Linked DNA regions of Homo sapiens: region 2 is linked to region 1. Evidence: chromatin loops called from intact Hi-C (ENCODE). Cell type or tissue: endothelial cell of umbilical vein. All regions are shown on one strand. Each heading gives the region's core, and the rest is flanking DNA. Links, peaks and the distances in the headings are about the cores only.

Evidence for each region. A loop is a pair of places that touch in the nucleus more often than their neighbours do. Peaks named below come from ENCODE experiments on the same cell type or tissue, not always from the same donor. Only the 100,000 strongest peaks of a DNase experiment are listed, where the experiment ranks them.
Region 2: a loop joins it to region 1, with 23 times the contacts of the local background. A loop is called at or near these places in 5 of 110 quality-filtered maps.

The regions. Positions count from the first base shown.
Region 1 is chr21:18,364,357-18,375,037 of GRCh38, forward strand. TMPRSS15 (transmembrane serine protease 15) reads right to left here. Exons shown (of 25, transcript NM_002772.3): 6 at 7,837-7,968; 7 at 784-892. Among named protein-coding and RNA genes, the nearest start is that of TMPRSS15, 34 kb to the right of the region's middle. In endothelial cell of umbilical vein, for the core only: no CTCF peak of the experiment used is centred there; no DNase peak of the experiment used is centred there.
Region 2 is chr21:18,035,461-18,046,141 of GRCh38, forward strand. It overlaps a transcript of CHODL not described here. Among named protein-coding and RNA genes, the nearest start is that of LINC03147, 160 kb to the left of the region's middle. In endothelial cell of umbilical vein, for the core only: a CTCF peak has its summit at 5,742 (motif pointing right); a DNase peak (open chromatin) is centred at 5,761.

The sequences.
Region 1 (10,681 bases), core at 1,753-9,752:
GTATTTTAACAAGAAAGTTTTCATTGGAGACTTACATCGCATGTTAACATATTTAAGGCTATAAGAAGTCCTACTTTTAAGAGTTTTAATAAGTTTATTTCAGGATCTCTTATATTTATGTGAGTACAAATTCTTTTTATCCTTGGAATATCCGGAAGGAACTTAAGGTGTTCCTTGTCTATGAAAATGCTTAGGTAAACTTTAAGGTAGATCAGCTATCAGCAGCCTAATTATTTTGATTATCTTCATGATTGGGTTGGTTAATTGAATTAAGAATGTGGAGGTGAAATACATATTGACTGATCCAAATGTCTTTCAAGATATAGTAAGAAAGACATGTATAGAGGCTGTTCCCTGCTCTTAATCTGCTGTAACTGAATCACACCTTTAGAGATTTCCACATGGTAAGCAGCAAAATGAGAAAGAAAATATTTTATAGACAAATGCAGAAGATGCGAAATTCTACTTCTCACGATACACAGACATACATGTATGTTGTTTGCCTGGCCGCACATGAATAATGTCCACCACAGAAAAATAAACTTGCTTCAGAACCCAATGAGATGACCCCACTTATTAGACAGTATTGTTCATAGCACAGAATAGCTTTTTAAAAGGTTAAAAATGATAGTATAGTTTTTTGTACAGTTTTTCAGTTGGGAGGTTTTTGCTTCATAGTTAATGAAAACAATGATTCTTTAAAAAACTACTGAAAGCAATAAGACGTTGCATCAGAAAAACGCTTTATGACTTAAGAACAGAAAATATAAGATCTTGTATTACCGTATGATCCACTGGCAGACAACACTTGTTTCAGAAGGTTTTGGATAATGAGTAGCCTGGAAAGACCCAGATGATCCAGTTAACAAAAATCTTCCATCACAAACTGTGGCTGCAAAACGATGCCAATTAATGTTAGACAAAAACAATCTTGGGATTCAAATTGGCTGCAAAACATTTCACAGAATATTCATGGCAAAACCTGTACAAGGTTATTTTATGAAACTGAAATGATAGTAAGATTTCATGTTTGAAACCTATTAGCCATGTTCAAATACTCATACACATCCTATCGTGAAATATTTTGGAAAAATTCTTTCTTTCTCTCTCTCTCTTTCTCTCTTTCTTTCTCCTTCCTTTTCCCTTGCTTCCTTCCTTCCTTCCCTCCCTCCCTCCCTTCCTTCTTTCCTTCCTTTTCTCTCTTTCTTTCTCTCTCTTTCTCTCTTTTTCCTTCCTTCCTTCCTTCTTTCCTTCCTTTTCTCTCTTTCTTTCTCTTTCTCTCTCTTTTTCCTCCCTTCCTTCCTTCCTTCCTTCCTTCCTTCCTTCCTTCCTTCCTTCCTTCCTACCTTCTCTCTCTCTCTTTCTTTCTCTTCTTTCTCTTTTTTCCTTTTTTTTTTTTTTTTTGAGACAGAGTTTCGCTCTTGTTGCGTGTGCTGGAATGCAACGGCGCGATCTCGGCTCACTGCCTCCTGTGTTCAAGTGATTCTCCTGCCTCAGCCTCCGGAGTAGCTGGGATTACAGGCGGCGGTCACCACGCCCGGATAATTTTTGTATTTTTAGTAGAGACGGGGTTTCACCATGTTGGCCAGGCTGGTCTCGATCTCCTGACCATAGGTGATCTGCACTCCTAGGACTCCCAAAATGCTGGGATTACAGGCGTGAGCCACTGCGCCATGCCCAAAAGCATTGTCTTTCTAAACACCCTTCCCTAAGCTGCACTTTAAGTGTATTCTTCCATATTTGCAAGGAAATAAATATATCTGAATTGAAAACTGCCAGTTCAGACAAATAACCAGTCATTTTTTGTCTTATTTTTATAATTAAATTGGAGCTAGGTGAATTTCAAATATATGTACAAAGTGCTATGTTTTCTTGAAAAAGATTAGAATAAGGCCAGGAAAATGTTAGTACTAGTGGCCTATACAGAATTCCATCCAACAAATCTGTTAGTCCATCTTTTAAAGCTCATTACTCTTGCTCCTTTGGGAGATAACTAGTTCAATGTTTTCTATATTTTCATTCAATACTCCTGATTAAGCCTTTTGCTTTCCATAATTACTCATTTTCCTCTTTTGGTTTTCATAGTAGATTTATTTCATGAATCTCTCCTTAATGTCATGCATTATTAGTTGCCTTTAATTTATATCTGAATAGATTCCAACTAGATTAAAATCTTCTTGAAGGCATGAACCAGGAGCCATAACTTAGAGATTTTTGTTTTTTTCATACACTTGCTATGTATAGTATATGCAAAAATCCACCTTGATTTTCACAACTTTTAGTCTTTCTTACATTATTTTCCTTCTAGTTAGTTACTTGGTTATGTTGACACAATATTCTAAAATTATGACCCTTACAATGTGTCTTTTTCTCTGCATAGATTAAAAATTCTTCATACGGAGAAACATTAATGGAGGTTAGAAAAATCAAAGTAATATGTCAAAATTAATTTGCTGTGTTTGGAATCTGAGTGTTTAGAATAAGCTAATTCTAAACTGAGCTATGAAAAAGCTCATCGTAAAATTATAAAGTGATTCTATCAAATTACATAATACAAGCTATTTTATGACAAAATATTTTATGTATATAAAATAAATACATTAAAAATTAGATAGCAAATAGAAATCTTGATTAAAATATCATGTGTTTATTGGGTTTTTGCTTTTTTTTGGTATATATATATTTTCAGGTGCATAAAAATTTACTTTGGTAACTTAAGTTTATTATTCAAAGTCTGCTTAAAAACAATGGCCTAGGAATTAATTCATTAGCTTATGATTTGGTAACCTGATTTCCAGAAGAAAAAAAGAACGAAAATAAGAAAAGAAAAGATAACAAGTCAAGAAGCAAGGATTAAATTCTGAACAATCCGGCACAGATCACAGGAAAGAAAGAAAAATAGTGGTTTGTTAACTGAATTGCCTTATGCATAATGATTACTGCAACAAACAAAGAAAATTAAGGCTAATTTGTCATGATTTGAAGATAGATAGTAAAATATGTGACTTTTTAATGACTTGCTAAATAATTTTCCAGTTGTAAAAGCAAATCTCTTTTCTCACCTTCAACGCTCTTTTCCACTGTAAACCATGCCAAACAAGCAGGGCAATTAATGCCTTACATTCAAAGACCATAAAAACAAAAATGGCATTTGCTTGCATTTTATGTGGTATATAAAGCTTTTAAATCACAGTTTGTCGAGAAATAACATGGACTCAAAGATTGTAGACAGTGTAGTAAAGTCTACTGCTATTGTAAAGTTTATATTTGAGTTACAATACTTAGGAAGCAATGAGGTAGGGTGCTCAATCTTATCAGTGCTAAAATATAACTGCCAACATTTATAGAGTGTTTACTATGTGCCGGTCATTTTCTAAAGTTATTATATATGTATGAATGTAATTTGCATAACAACTCTATGATGTTATGGGGGAAACTGAGGCACATATGGGTTAAATAACAACCATAAGGCCTCCTAGCTTACAAGCAACAATTTAAAGCAAGGCAGCCTTATTCTAGAGCATACTGTGGTATATTGCCTAATATCACAATATATATATACATCTATCACTATCGCAATGACATCACCCACTCTTTGAACTGAAAAGCAGGGGGGAAAGCATAAATAAAAGAAGAAACAGAAAATTTTTTAAAGATTTCCATCTTTTTCAATGTTCTTAAAGTTAGAATACAGATCACATTTGCAATAATATTCCAGAACAAATAGGAGGATGCAAAAGAGACACACACAGAGAGAGAAAGGGAACAAAACAAGATCCCTTTAAGCATCTGTAAAAACCTGTTTGTAAAGCTGATAAAATTTTAGTCATTTTTCCCACCTGTTCACTACGCATTTTTTTGGGAAAGGTATCAACAGCTTTGCGCTGCACAATGTGATTCATGATTTCCAGAAAGCCATGTTACGTCTCTAGTTTCAAAGATGGTTCTATGTTTGACAAACCCTCTTTCAGTTCTTTCCTGAGCACATGACTAAACTACACTTCCCCAAATCCCTTGGAGTCAGATAAGGTCATGTGACTGAGTTGGCCGATGAACGATTGTAAAAGTCACTGTGTCTATTTCCAAATATGGTTTCTGAACATATCTGTAACATTCTTCCTTTGTCAGTCAGCTGGTTGTGAAGGATCCAGTAGAGGACTCTGGGGGCAGAGAGAGTGGCAAGTAAGGAGCAGGCATCCTGAATGCCTAGAGCACAACCCTTTGCCATCTTTCTTGCACCGTGATATAGGTGATAAATAAACTGTTATTGTTAAGATTGTTTATCATAGTATTTAGCCTGTCCTAAAGAATATGATCAATTTTCCTGTCCAGTATTCTATCATGTTACTAAGTTTTAGTGGGAATGGATACTCCACAGGTCAAATTCTGCTCTAACGAGGCTCTAGTCAATTCCTGCATTCAAGCAAATATAGAGAATATTCCTAAATGTATTTAAAATAAAATTACAGGAGTATTGAAGTATTTCTAATAGCAACGCTCAGAATGCCAAAATATTATCTTCTCAAGACAGAGGCTTGTGTAAGGCACTTTCTTATACATTTTTTTCATTTAATTTCAGGATGTTTCTGGAGAACCTGATAGTGCAAATGACCATGAATGAAGCAGGATAGGTTTTCAGGAAAAAATATATGACCCAGTTGTGGATGAGTAGGATGACTGGGTGTTTAGGATTGTGACTTATTAGACTGTGCAGTGCTTTCTAGTGCAGCATCAGAAAAAAAAATCTAAGTAGAACATAAATGAGCCTGTCAAATTATAGCAGCCATTCGATTGCACTATCAGAAATGTTGCCTGTAATAGGATGGAACACATAAGGGTAAGCACTTAGGACCCACGAAGAACTCCCTCTGCTGGCTGAATATTCACTAATTGTGTCTTTGCTCATGGCATTCAAATCTCCAGGATATATAAATCAAACATGATCTATGCTCACCCACCAAGCTGTATTATGCATATACACGTGAGGCATACAAACTATGAGAACACTTGCCAACTTCCAAAGAGTTAAGCATTGGCTTAAAGGCTGTGAATCAGCATCTTTCCTTTTCATAGGTCAGCTAAAAAGTGAACTTTCCTGCTGATGTAATTCTAATCAGAAGACGAAAACAATTTAAAGAAATCTTGTTTCAGCTATAGTCAGCTGTAAGTGTGCAAACCTAAATAACTAAAGAGTAAAAGAGGAAGTTGCATGAGGAAGACAATGTTAGTATGACTATCAATAACACAAACCAGAATTAGAGCTCACAGCTGGAGCAAAAAAATAAATAAATCAATAAGAGAGAGAGAGAGAGTAAAGGTAAACTTCATATTGGAAAAATTCTCTTAAATTAGTTTTATAAATTTTTCCATGAATATAGATTGATGGACAGTGGCTTTCAGGTGGAAATAATGCTGCTGGAAGTTTGAGCTGGTGCTGAAAGTCATTAGGCTTGTGGGCTCACCATAATCAATGAATGAAGCAACTTAAAATGAATAAAGCAACTTGTACTCTTAAATTCTCTCTGGATAAAAATAGATTCATTGATTGATTTAAACAATATTATCCCACAAATAATTCGAATTTATTTACCAAAATAGATATAATACTTACTTAAACGAAAAAAAAAAAAAAGAAAATCAAGAAAATGGAAAGTGACGGTGTGTAAGCTTGAGAGAGTTAGTGACATGAAAGGCTGGTCACTACTAAGGTTCAATTAACAAAAAATCTTCATGTTACTAAAAAGTAACAACGCAGTTTGACTATATTTTTAAAGCAAATTAAGATAATTACTTCCATTCTAATACTGAGGCTCATCTCCTGAGTTTAGAGTGGCTCATAAAAATGATTCATAGCATTAAAACTTATTTTAGGACAAATTATCACACTTACATGATATTCCTATGGTTCATTTTTATATGCACTGATATTAGTTCATCATGAAAATTATGAACTCCATGAGCATAATAACAAAATAATAGGTACAGTACATTTTTCAATTATTTGATTCATATATTTTGGTAGTTATGCCTTTTCCTCTATTTAAGGATATTGATCATCATTATATTGGCTTAAAGCCATGTGTCTAAGTTGACATACACTATTGTTTTTGAAACAGAAATCAGCATCACCTTTGTTACCTCATGATGGCACACTTGCATCATATTCTCCCTGAAAAGATTTTGGAAAATGCCTGAAAGCCACAGCAAAGCAAGAACATTGCTTTCTTCTTCTTTGAGTAACTTAGTTATATAAAATAGATTAAAAATATTCCGCAGCCTGCACTTTCTTCCAATATGTTCTGAGTGTACTTCAAAGTCTGTAGTTAAACTTTAAAGGTCTGAATTTTATCCAAGAACATTTGCATCGGGATTGCTTAGTGGAAATCTCTGTAGTAGAGTTGCCTTTCATTGAGTTGGTACCGGGAAACAGACCAAATGCCTGGCTTTTAAAATGTGTACTAAGTGGATAGGTAGCTTTTAAAACTTTGGTCGTTATTAGAATATTCATCTTTAATTACTATCAAGCAAGATGAGAAAAGTGTAACAAATAATAGAAAAGTGTAGCAAATAGTAACTATGGTCTTTAACACACTTTGGGCACTAACTGTATTTATAGTCAGTTTTAAAACTGATTATAAGCCATACCAAAAAATGTGCAGTTAATACTGTTAAATAAAACAAAATATCAGTTAGACTTATCCAAAGTCAGCAGTCTCCCCTTATCCACAGGGGATATTTTCTAAGACCTCCAGTGGATGCCTGAACCATGGATAGTACTGACCCCTATATCTACTATGTTTTTTCCTATACATACACACCTACCATAGGAGATTAACAGCAATAATCACTAATAAAATAGAACAATTATAACAATACTCAGAATGATGTGCAATTTTATACTTATACATTGTTTATTTCTGGAATTTTCCATTTACTGTGTGTCCTGTGGTTGACAGCAGGTAGTTGAAACTGTGGAAACCACTAATAAGGGAGAACTACTGTAGTTCTATGTGGAAATCTTCTTAAATGTGTTACACACAGAAACAAATTACCTACTTAGATGCTGCTTTCTAGTAAACTTTTCTAAGTGGAATCCAGCTATGAAATGAAGAAATAAGTAAAAGAGTAAATACGTTTAAATCAACTAGAGCCATGCTTGGTATATGGTAACTGCTACTTAAGTGTCAAATAGTAATAATAATGGTAAAATAATGTTATTGTCATTAACACTCAAAAAATGCCAAAATATACAAATGAAACACAGAAGTTTTACTTATGAGGCATTAAGTTCTTATTCATATCTTATTTCTACTATTTATAGAACTACAAGAGGCAAATAAAAGGAACAGTCAAAATTTTAATATGGTGCTCAGTGAGTTAGGTACTGTTAAAATGTTGAAAGAAAAAGACTGATATGATAGTGAAAAAACATGAAAACCATTAGTAAGAAGTGAGAATGTCTATCACAGAAGTCAAATTAATAATAGTTTGGATTAGTTTAATATAGAGAAGAGATGAAAATGTAGCAACACCCATCCCCACATTTATGACAGACATTGTTAATCACATCTTCCTTTCTGTAGTGATCAAATGGAATTCTGTTTAATTAATTAATATCTTTAATATTATTTATAAAGTTTAGGAAAATATTAATAAAATTATTTTAAGATTTTGTATTATATTTTAAAAATAGCTATTTAAATAGCTCATTCTTCAGTAGTTTCAGGTATTTGAGATTAGAATGTGTGTGTGTGTGTGTGTGTGTGTGTGTGTGTGTGTGTGTCTACAGTGAGGGAGGATAAAACAGAAGGGGAGAGAGTAGGGGGGAGAACTTACCACACATTTTATTGTCTTCGTCAGAACCATCTGGACAGTTTACTTCTCCATCACAAAATAAATCAGCTTTTATACACGTTAGAGCATCAGTACAAGGACTTGAACCAGGCAGGCACTCTATTGAGACATTTCCTTTAAAAAATAACTGAAATTAATTTCCAATTGATGAGATATGTACAATGTTTAAATATTTAATAGGCCTTTTTGCCACTGGGGTTCTTACTTATAAGTATGTTCTTCAACTGCCATAGGAATATTTATTTCATTTGCAAATCAATCATTTGTAAAATTAGAGCATTTTAAATTTTGAAATTTCATGTGGGGCAATTTTGGAAAGCTTATCACATCATCTGCAACATCTAGCAGCCACTTCATTTACTCATAAGCTTATTATTTGAAAATATAGTGGCTTAAGTCAAGGTTTCCATTCTGTAGAGTACATTTACCAACCAAAGTCATTTTAAAGTAAGATAAGCACTTAAAATTCCCAGTGCATTGTGACATTGAACAATGAAGAAACCTAATAGCTATTTCTGTTCAGTATCTCTTTGTTCCTTGGGTCAGAGATTCTTAGGGGGTACACTGTAAACACACCCCTGCGGGGTTTCATGCCATCTTCTGGAGGGTATCCGAAAAACTTGCACCTCTCAGCCTGACTTGTCCTTCACTTGCCCCACTTTCATAAACTTAAGTCTAGAGATGCACCAAGAAACACATTTTACTTCTAGAAATTAACTTGGGAAGTTTAAGAGCAATTCTGAAAATAAGCCATATTCTTATATGCCTACAAGATAAAGACTTTTAAAAAAAATTTTTAGGCCAGTGTGGAAATTTGAATACTTCTGCCTCTGAATATAACAACAATGATGGTGAAAAGTTTTGGAACTCTTTAACTCATCAGCATTTTTTTTTCTTTTTGGTTGTTGTTCTTAATCTTAAAGCCAGAACTGTATTGCCATCTGCTGGGTTTTCAAAATATGAAAATCTGAAATTTCTCCTTCTGCTCTATAAAATTAATTGGAAAATAAAAATGCCCATGTCAATGAATCTACTAAGTTACTTCTTAATTAAAAACTTTTATAGATTTTTGCTGAGTCTACATACAACTAAATTAGACATTTGTAACTGGCTGTAATTAAAATGAATATAAACCAATGGGAAATTCATGGAACGCCCAACATCTAAAATTATAGGACAGAGTAAAGATCAAAGCCATTCTCAAATGATAGAGTACTCCCATGTAGGAGAATAATAAATAATAATAAAAATATTATTTAATAAACTCAAATGCATATATTTGTTGATATTTAAGAGCTATTCATCAAAAGTCCTTAACCATTGAGTTATTAATCCAGAAAACACATATTTCATAGAATCTCATACATGCTTTATAAATAAATAAACCAAATAAAGCACTATACTTAAAACTGTGTCTTATTTTACAAGTAGCTAATAGAATTCCAAGTATTCAGCATTTCAAAGATGAATTTGGGATACAGCTAGGAACATATATCACTTTGGCTGTCCTAATGCTTCTCATGGGAGCTCCACTTCCTGATGTATCACATCTCTGTTCAGTATCTGTTGAACTCTTGATTAGACCCCAAAACCACACCAGCAAGTCATACCACTTGGACTTGACTGATCTCATGATTAATCATTTATTGACCCCACAAGTATTTATTTTGTACACATTTTTGTCATGGAATTTTAAGAGACAGAGATAAAAGAATGAGTAAGGCAGAGCCTCTCTCTTTTTATGAAGCTTCAAGTTAAGTGGGGGGAAATTGTTTATGTACAAATTATATTTTAAAGAGAGATTTAAAAAGTGCTATGGGGGCATCAAAGTTTAAGCAATTAGTTTCCTTCTAAGGCAAGAATTAAAGACATTTTTACAGAAATGGTCATATTTCAATTAGTTTTTGATGTACACCTAGAAAGGCACCAGGAGGAGAGAGATATGGAATGTATTTAGTGATGTGTGAAGAGTACATCAATAGGCCGGGCGCGGTGGCTCACGCCTGTAATCCCAGCACTTTGGGAGGCCGAGGCGGGTGGATCATGAGGTCAGGAGATCGAGACCATCCTGGCTAACAAGGTGAAACCCCGTCTCTACTAAAAATACAAAAAATTAGCCGGGCGCGGTGGCGGGCGCCTGTAGTCCCAGCTACTCGGGAGGCTGAGGCAGGAGAATGGCGTGAACCCGGGAAGCGGAGCTTGCAGTGAGCCGAGATTGCGCCACTGCAGTCCGCAGTCCGGCCTGGGCGACAGAGCGAGACTCCGTCTCAAAAAAAAAAAAAAAAAAAAAAAAAGAGTACATCAATATATGAGAAACAGATGAGTCTCACTAACATAGATGGTGGGATGTTTATGGAAGGCATAGTAGGAAGGCAGTTTGGTACCAGATTCTAGGAAACCTTTTTATCTTTGTTAAGTGTTAGAAATACTTTTCAATAGGTGATGGCATTGGAAGATTTTACATATATCTGCAATATGACCAGTCCATGTTTCATAAAGGCAATTGTTGGACCATGTGAAACACCACTTGAATAAGACCACTCGAGAAGCAGTTTCAATGGTCCACATGAAAGATGAGGGCTAGAACTCTCACAATGGCAGAGGAGATGGGACATGGACTCAATTACTACTTTACAGGTAAAATTGATGAGCTTCAGTGACTACGTTTGCTTCTGAACAAGATTAGTGGAGGTGAAGAATGGGATGCTAAGGAATTGGCAGTTGAATTACTGAAAAGGCCATTTGGGTTACTAATGGCCATTAGTCGCAATAGTGATTATGAGATGAACAAATTGTGGGGTTAGAAACTTGAGTCTAGTTGGAAGTA
Region 2 (10,681 bases), core at 1,395-9,394, 330 kb before region 1:
TTTGTTGAACGTTTTGGATCAATAATTTGCAGTGTTCCTCGAATTTGGAATATTTTAGGCCACTATTTCTTCAAACAGTTTTTTCTTTTCCCTCACTTCTCCTTTGGATACTTCAATTTCATATATACTAGTCTACTTGAAGTTGTCCCACAGTTTGTTAATGTTGTATTACTTCTTCTTTTTCAGTCTTTGTTTACGTTGCAGATAGTCTCTAGTGCTATGTTTTCATATTCACTAATCTTTATTCTTCAAAACCTAATCTGCTATTAATTTTGTTCAGTGCATTTTTAATCTCAGATGTTAAAGTTTTATCTTGAAAATTCAATTTGGATCTTCTTCTTTCATGTCTCTGCCTAAAATGCTCAATCTTTTCTTTATTTTCTTGAATATATGAATTATGGTGTGTATTAATGTCCTTATGTACAAATCATAGCATCTGTGTCATTTTTGATCTGTTTCTATTGATTGATTTCTTTCTCTTCATCCCACATCATATTTTCCTCCTTTGCATATTTGGTAATTCTTACTTGGCTGACAGACATTATACATTTTATCTTGATTATTTTTATATTCCTATAAGTATTCTTGAACTTTATTCTGGGATGCAGTTAAGTTACTTGGAAACTGTTTTATCTATTAGAGTCTTGCTTTTGAGCTTTGTTAGGTGAGATCATAGAAGCCTGTAGTCTAGGGCCAATTATCCTTTATTACTAAGGCAATACCTTTCTGAGTACTCTACCTAATGACCTGTGAATTCTGAGATTTTTTTCAGTCTAGCTAGTAGGAACACAAACTATTCCTGGTTATGTGTCAGTTCTGGGGAATATTACCTGTAATCCTTTTGGCATTTTATCCTTGGCTTTGTGTAGTTTCCTCACACACATGCAAAGATTAACACTCTGCTGAAGGCTCAAGAGGTATCCTCTGCATATTTCAGGGGCTTGCTTTGTGTATAGGACTGTACGCTCTGGCACTCTGCCCTGTGAACTCTAGCTACCTTGGCCTCCTTGGAATCCTAACTCAGTTCAACTCAGGAAGACCACTGGGTTCTGCCTGAGCTTCCTTTCCCTGCACTGTGGCCTGGAAACTCTGCCTAGGCACTAGAGTGGGACAGCGATAGGTCTTCTTTTGTTTATTTTCTCTTTATCAGAAATCAGTCTTCTTTCCATCTTGATTGAAAACAGTTCTATTATATATATTATCATGAAGAAAAATTTAAGGCAGTATTGGAAAGCTTTTCTAATTTTTTTCTGTTACTTGATGTTATAATTGTTTCTTTTCCTTGTAAAATTAAACTTTTTTTTGATTTGGGCAGATATGAGTGACTTCAGTAAAATTCCCATAAAATAATTAGAACTCTAATATTAGCCAGGAAACTGGGTGGAGTTCTTTCTATTGTAAAGATTTTACTATTTATGGCAGCTTGAATAGCATTGCCCTGCCATATTCAATCATTAACCAATAATATTTTATCCATGCAGATTTTGTACCTATTTTAATATCTAAAACCACACCTGAAAACCAAAACAATTTTGAGGAGACTGATATCTAGAAGGTTAGTATGCCCAATAAAGGTATGAAGAATTCTGGTAGCATTACCTTCTGGAGATTTTAGATTTCCATATATAACATATTTTCACAATATCAGACAATGGGGATGAGTAAGAATTATATTTTAACTCCAACAGACCTACATTGAATTAAATCCTGCTAGTTCTGATACTAATAATTAGAAAACTTATACAGCAAGCGATCCTATGTCTTGGAAGGAGATTTAATTGGCATCCAAGTAAACAGAAAGTTGGGCTAAGTGAAATGTATATATTCTGACTTTTAAAAAATTTTAGGTGTGGAAAATTCTTATTTTGTTAGTAGGAGTAGACAATGTAAATGGAGGAACTCTCAAAAGTCTTCTAAAATGAAGATGGGATAGATCCTAAAATGGTAGAGTAAGAACAATCTTTTAAAATTATCCATAGCAGGAAACAGGAAAAATTATTAGACTCCTACCATCTTTTATAGCACTATGAAGTTCTGGCCTCTATGAAATAGAAGCAGAAAGTCATTAGGAAGACAGAGGTTGAGATGGAAAGGTAACATAATGATAGAAGTAGTAATGAGAAGTGTTAAGTGTGTAGTGAAGGGTAGAGCTGATACCATCAAAGAATTAAATCAGTGATGGAGGATCACTTGCAGAAGCTCTCCAAGATCAGAGAGAATAAAGAGAGACCAATAAAAAGAATAAGTGGGTAAATAATACATATAGAGGAAAAGAACTTGTAGAATGTTTGATGGTTTTAGGGTATCTGACATAAACATTAGAACACTTAGCAGCAATAACCAGTGTTAAGAGAGGGGAATATACAAACTTTAAAAAAAATCAGCATACAGATTTAACATTTTCCTCTCATTTATGCAGAATCAATTCTACAAGTCTTGCATTGTTTTTGATAAGAAAACTGTTTGCATTCTTACCTTTGTTTCCCTGCACATAATGTTTTTTTCCGTGCTTTTAAGACTTCCTCTTTATAACTGGTTTTAAGCAATTTGATTATCATCTGCCTTACAAATACAGCTTTACAATTTTTTTTAATCAGAAAAACATCTGGTACTTTCTCTTTTGGTGAAAAGTTTACTAAGTTGCTTCCAAAAGAATGATTTTTTTAGAAAAGACTAGCCTCAGACTTCTCTTTAGTACTAAATGTCATAATGAAATGACATTAAAATGGAGAATTTTGAGGGAAGAAATTTGAAATGCTAAATTGTGCATTTCCCCAAGGTGTCTTTTACGTTTCTGAGCAATAGAAAGACATTCCCAATGTATAAGGGCTCAGAAGATATATTCCACATGTAAATCAAACAAAAGTAGACAATAAATTAACCTCAGGCATTTGAATGATCATCAAAAATTATAAATTCAAGAGAAGTGGTAATTATGAAAGACATTGATTATGAATGATTTTTTACACAATTTGACACGAATTCAGGAATCCAGTTAAATATAGTTTTAGCTGGACTCTATGTCATGATAGTTAAAGTCGTTTCTGAGATAGTTTGCTGAATTTTTATTTTTTTGCTTTCACTGTATTTCCATTGACAGTGACAAGTGTTTCTTATGCTTTATTATTGAAACTAAGTTTAGATAGAAGCTCTTCCCATATTTGATGACCACTTAAAGTAAGTGGGAAAAATACTTGCCAACAATCACTAAATTACTTGCACTTGGAAAATTACTAAACACATACTTCAGAGTAGAGGTGCATAGAAAACTTAATGACCATGAGATATGAGTGGATAGTTTCTGTATCATTAAAAATCAAGTAAAATGACTTGATGTAAGATTTGGGGTATTTTAGATATTGGGAATGCCTGACAAATAATCTAGTGGCAAACATTAATTGTAAGTCCCTTTTCAATGTCATCTTACATGTAGAATTTTTGAATATTTCATCCATGGTACTTAAAAATAAGAATCTAAAATATGATCCCAGATATGTAAACAAAATATGCTTGGATAAAAAGAAGATAAAGACTTACCTAGATAAGTCCATGGGGATCGCAAGATGTCTTTCTTCTTATGAATTGATGGTCCAAACTGAAATTTTCATTCCATCCCATTTTGGGATGGAAGCTATTTAGTTTAGTGATAATTCTGAATCGAGGGATTCTTAATGGTCAGGATTTATGCTGCCTCAATGTCAAGTCTGTACTAACTCCTCTGTGTTAACACATTACAAATAAATCTGAGAGATATATATCTGTTATTTATCAACTCTTAGATATTCATTAAGTTTGCTATTCTAATATTTTAAGAAGAAATCTATTTTGATTGTTCATGATAATGTAATAGAAAGTGTTAAGTTTGTAGCTTTAGTAGTTAGGGGTAGGGATTGTGGTAGGGAGTAAAGGCCTTAAGGTCAAAGAGTCATATCCCATGCTGTTCTCTAAATCTTGTATGAAATCTTGGACATCATGGATAAAAACCTTAGACATCATGTGTGAAATGTGTTCCTTGCCTATTCCTACCTCTCTTCAATGGATCTTAGAATATTTGACCTGAATTTCTTATTTGGGAACACTTTTATATTGTTTTCTATATTCTAAATCTAGAAATATTGGCCAACTTTTCATTCGACATCTAAGGAACTCTAGAGCCTTGAACTTGCTTTGACAATATGGCTTCTGGTTCTAATTTGGGGCTCCTTAGAGATCCTGAATATAAATTACTCCCTATCCTCTATTACTTATTGGAAAAACCTAACCCCTAATCCTTATGTAACTCATCTTGATGCTACCAAAACCTCAACTCTGGCACCATGCCTTTTTTAAAAAAATTAAATAAAAGTTAAAATAACAATTAAAGCCTTTGCAAATTACCCTTTAAGAGATTTATGGATTGCTATTTTTTCTGCTTAACTCCAGTAAAAGGAATTTGACATTTATATAGATATTAGTTTTCATTTAACACATGTTGAGACTTTAATCCTTATTGGGTCTTGCTGAGCCTCCAAACATGGACTAAGTTCACAGGATAGTTTTTCACAGATGGATCACATCACATAAATAAGAATGTAACTTCACTCAGAACATTCTTTCAAAAGAAATATGTTATTTAACTATTCAAACCTCTTATCATAATTGAGTCTTATAATTTATTTGTTAAAGGCCCTATTTATCTTTGCTCATGAAATAAAATATTCAAAAACAGATTACAAAGTAGCATGGTCATGCAAACTTTGGTAAAAGACTCAGAACACTTTATGTCCACTACATGTGGACAATTCTTTCTGCATATGAACTGCCCTTTCCTGCATCCACAGCTCTTATCCCTTCACTCTGTATTATCTTTACAAAAGAGAAGGAGACGACATACAAAATTAATTTAAGTAAAGGTCTGCATTACAACTGAAAGCCATTAACTGGCAGTGGCTCACCAAAGTACAGGCAAAAATCAATTTTAATTAGTATTTTTGGCTTTAATGAAAAGTGATTACAAAATTGGCATTTTAGCTAATACTGTTGAGATTTATGGTGAGCTGATGCTAATTAATTTTCTGTTGAATTGCTGTAGGCCTTAGTGTCTTCAATAAAATGGTATATTTGCTGATACTAGGGCTGCATCAGCAGTTCAGTTTTGTAACAAAAAGCTTCTTAATGGTTTACAGGTGTATTTTACACTATTGCTCTAAGCTACAGTGCATTATTATTTTTTCCATAAAAAGACTGTTATAGGTAATCAAATTTCATACCATTTTATTAATTGGGACCATTTTATTTTAGTGTATCTTGAGTGTTATCCACAGAACTCTTTACTTCAAATATAGCTTTCTTTTGTCTACTCGCAGGTGGTAAAAAAATCAGATGATATACTTTAATTAGAGAACATTTCATGACTGATTTCTCTTTATTTCTTCATTTTTCCTCTTCCCTTGATTGTATTGGTAATAAATTGGCTTCTGAACCTAGTTACATGCTTTAGATCCATTTTAAGTCAGGAAATAAAAAAAGAATTAAGCTTTACAATTTACTCTTGTCATATGATTTGAGTTTTAAATGCTCTTTAGCTTGCTTTTATTGTGATTATTTCCTCCCTTTTTTAGAAAAGTGAAACAGTCCTTACTGAAGACTAAAAATTATATGATGATTTCTGTAAGCTGAAAATTTGTATCCTGGCATTGATTTGGTTGGACCTATGAAAGTCATTTTGTTCATTTGTTATCGGTGTTATTGGCCTGTCATAGACAGACACAAGGTGGCGTTATCCACACTCAAAAGGATGGCCTATGGAGAAAGAGAGATAGTGTTGGAGTCTTAACTGACCGTGATTGGCTTTGGGGACTTGGGTAAGTTACTTAACCTCTCTAAGCTTCTGTTTACTCAACTGTGTGATGAAAATAACTATGCCCATGTCAAAATATATTTTGAGCATTAAAATTAAAAATGACTTAAAGCAAAACATTCAACAAACAATAGCTATTTTTTTTTAAATGAAAGCCATTTTATTTTGAAACAATGTTTTGTTAAACATCATTTTATTACCTACTGAAATATATATAAAATTGGGTTACAGATTTTTATAATATTTAGGATTCACGTCATGCAGATGCATTTTGTGATCGAAAAAGTCTAAGCACAATATATGATTAAATCATTAATTAGTAAAACCAAAATGATAGAAAATTTAACTGAGAACTATAAGTCTTAGAATTTTGTAGTAGACTGAATGGAATAGGCTCAATTTAAAATAACTGAGATGTCTAGTTCAGTTCTTTTTCTTTTAAAATGAGTACATAGAGGCTCATATTACAAGTTAAATGACTTGATTAATAAATTACAGGTGAGTCTTAGGAAGGGCTTGATCAATTCTACTCTAGTGGCAAATTTTATGGCTTTTATATGTGCTAAAGGGAGCCAAATTCAAATTGATCCACTAGAGATTAGCAATAACTATATGAGAAAGCGTTTGTAGTCCAGATTTAGGATGATATGGGAAGCTGAATATATTTTTTTTAATTTTTAGGTAGAATTTGGAGAGGTGAAAAAATCTTGCTTCTTCTCATTGTTGCCTAAAACATTAAACAGCTTATCACATGAGCTGATGAACGGTGTCCTGTAGGCTTTTAGAAAGTATACTCTTCAATATCCCACTTAAAATTTGAAAAAAAATGTAAATGTTCCACTGAAAAGACTCTGGGAATATTTTCTGTTTAAAAATTTTTAATTTTAATATTTTAGAAGGGGAGACAATTTGTTTTCCAGGAGCACAGCACAGATTTAAATACACATTTGCTAGTCAGGTCTTGGATGAATGGACCCCCTTCTCCCCACCCCCTTCTGCAAACCTTCTTACAGCCTGATTGAGATGGCCCCATTTTGGGGCCCACAAATTGTATAAAATATATCCTCATACCTCAGAGCTATGGCAATAAGAGACATGCTTGGTTTTCATTTTCCAGGTACAATAGAATTATAGAATTATAAATCAGAAAGAAGCCTTAGGGAATATTTATTCTAAAATTCTCATTTTGTAGATAAGGAACTTAAAGCACAGAGGAGTTATAAAACTTGCTCTTGTCACCCAGCCAGTGTGAAGCAGATCTGGGAACTACAGTTCAGGTGCTCTAAACCATAGCTTAGTGACCTCTCCTTTATTCTATATATCCAGTGGTTTAGAAATAAGTTAACCATTTTGTTCAAAATGTGCTTCATTTTATGTTTCTCACATCACTTGATGTGCATAAACTTTCAGGTAAAATATTTTAAGAGAGAAATTCTCTTGCGCAGAAGGTGAAATAATAGAGATACATATCTGGGATAGTTGCTGGGACACGAATATGCAAAATTGTTGAATTTTCAATGTGTCAGCTTTGGTCATTACTTAGTCTTCACCTTTGTATGTCCAGAAAACTTGATTTTGGGGCTGTATTTAAGAATGGTCATGTTCTGGCCATTTTTTTTTTGTTAACTAATTCAAAATACCTTTATGCAAAATGACAATATTGAACTACAGTGAGAAATTTAACTTCTGAGTGAATGAATGAATTATTATTTGCTGTTCTGGAGAAAAGTCTACATTAGGAAGACAAATTATAACTGCAAGATTGCTAATGAATCATAGACACAGAGAAGGGAAATTGGTTGTATGCTCTTAATGATCCTGGTCAGCAAGATGATTGCTAAATGAGTCTATCTCTACTATAGGGGTGTATTGGCCTAGAATACCAGAAAACTCATTGCAGGGCTAGCCTCAAGGGTGTGCAACCTGTGCAGTCGCACTGGGCCAACACACAGAAGGAACCCACTCTTGGTTTAATGCTCTGCTGTTGTTGTCCTGATGTTTTTAATAACATTATCTTTGGACTTGTGGTTTGTAAGTGAAGTCTGTTGGGACAAAGGAGCATGCCTGTGAATGAATAGAGGATATATATGCAGTATGTGAATCTGTCATTTCTTGCTGCCTTATTTTCATTGAGCATCTCGAACACAATAAGATGTTCCATGAACACAGAATTCCAGTAGACCCAGGATGTGTGGGAGTTCAGAGAGACTCAAAGTGTGTTACTTGTACTAAGTAAGCACAGAGCTGACAGCCCAAGTGGCCATTCTTTCCATTCTCACTAGAACGTGCTTAGGTTCCAGAAGGATGACATGATGCTATGAGAAACACTTCTATTCTTTCATACTCATGCTACTTTCCTGTATTAGTTACCCACCTAGGCTGAAAATGATGACATGGGAGGAAAAAGAGAGCAACCTTGTATTAGTCCATTTTCACACTGCTGATAAAGGCATACCAGAGACTGTAATTTATAAAGAAAAAGAGGTTTAATGGACCCACAGTTCCACAGGGCTGGAGAGGCCTTACAATCTTGGCGGAAGGCGAAAGGCATGTCTTCCATGGATGGTGGCAGACAAGAGAACGAGGGCCAAGCAAAAGGGGAAACCCCTTATTAAACCATCAGATCTTGTGAGACTTATTCACTATCACAGAACAGTATGTGGAAACCATCTCCATGATTCAGTTATCTCCCCGCCACAACACATGGGGATTATGGGAGCTACAATTCAAGATGAGATTTGGGTAGGGACACAGCCAAACCATATCAGACCTATAGTTTCTTTTCCTTTCAGTCCTTTTGAATTCTTCAGTAAACTGAAGGTAGAAAGTATTGGTAAAATGTGCACGTAATCAAGAAGTGAAATAAAAACAGTTGATTTAGTTTTGTGCTGTGTTTCTCCTTTGCTGGTAAGAATGAAATATATATGCATGTATGAGCTACAAAATGTGAATTGTGTGATTTCAATAATTTCACATACAAATGCTCTTGTATTTACATTTAAAACTAACATTGAACAATATAAATAGTGAAGTTCATGCTAATAATTTAAAATATTAATTTTTCTTCAGTTAGGAAGAGATTAAATAGTGAATAAAAAACACCACATCGTTGAGACTGCAGAAAAAAGAAAAATCTTTATTTTTTTAACACTTTTACTGGCACATTTTCCTGCTGTTTTAACTAACAACATTGAATTTTCACTTTGCGCTGTAACCTACAAATTTTGGAGTCAGTACTGACTCATTGTGGTCCATAAGAGAGCATTCTATATCATTCTCCAGACACACTGCCATTTTCTGAATTTCAAGCAGATAATCTTCTCTCTTTTGGTAGAAGGAAAAAGAAATACCTTTTTTTTCCTTTAGATCGATTACAATATAGTTGATTATATACTCTTTTATGATATCAATAATAATTCAGTCATGCCTTCTTGAGATTGTATCCTGGTCCTCTTGATTAAATTTTGATTTGATTTGCAAGCTAGCCTAAATTTACTCCAAGTTTACTCTTCAGATGGCTAATTTCATCCTACTTCACAGAGTTGTAAGGGCTTAATTTATGTATTCAATAAATATGTACTGAGCAGCTATTTCCAGCAGGGCACTGTGCGAGGTGCTGGGACTCAGCAGTGAGTAAGATAGACAGGGTCTATGTCGTTATGCAGATGCATGTGGGTGAGGGAGACAGACAATAACAAGTACATAAAAAGGGCAAACTTCCCAGATTTAGATGAATCGGTGATAAGAAAAAAGCAGTGTGATGGAAAAAACAGTAACAAGGAAAGGCCATTTTAAATAGTGTAATCAAGGAAGGACTAAGAACAATGTATAATATCTGATCTGGGACCTGAATAATGAGTCAAAGTTCTAGAAAGAGAACGTTTCAAACAGAGGGAGCTAGAATTATCAAAGCCTAAAGATAAAATACCCTGAGTGTGGTGAGTTGAATGATGGCCTCCAAAAAGATATAAACATGCCCCAGACCTTGTGAATGTGAGCTTATTTGGAAAAAATTACATTTGCAGATGTAATTAAGGATCTCAAAATGAGATAATCCTTGATTAACCAGGTGAGCCCTAAATCCGGTGAAAACTGTCTTTACAACAGATAGAAGAGAACAAGACAGACACAAAGGAGGAGGCCATATGAAGGCAGAGGTACAGATTGGAGTTCAGTTGCCATAAGCCAAGGAATACCTGGAACTCCCAGAAGCTAGGAAGAGGCAAGGAAGAATTTTGCCTTAGAGTCTTTGGAGAAAGCATGGCCCTGTGACACCTTATTTCAAGTTTATGTCCTCTAAAACTGTGAGAGAATACATTTTTGATGTTTTAATTCACCTGCTATGGTTTTAATATTTGTGTACACTCCAAAGTTCATGTTGAAACTGAATCCCCAATGCATCAGTATTAAGAGGTGTGACCTTTGGGAGGTAATTAGGTCAAGAGCACTTATGAATGAACTAGTAATCTTACAATTGACTAGAAGGAACTAGCTAGGCCCCCATTTTTTGCCTTTCCCTCCCTTCTGCCATGTGAGGACACAGCATTTGTCTCCTCCAGCGGATGCAGTAACAAGGTGCCATCTGAGAAGCAGAGAGAAGGCCATCACCAGACACTGAACCTGCCAGTGCTTTCATCTTGAACTTCCCAATCTCCAGAACTATGAAAAATAAATTTCTGTTCTTTATAAATTATTCCATCTTAGGTATCTTGTTATAGAAGCACAAATGAACTAAGCCACCACCCAACTGGTGGTAATTTGTTGTGGCATCCTCAGAACACTAATACACCTGATATTTTTTAAAGAAATAAAAGGGGGTCAGTGTGAGTAAGATAAAGTGAG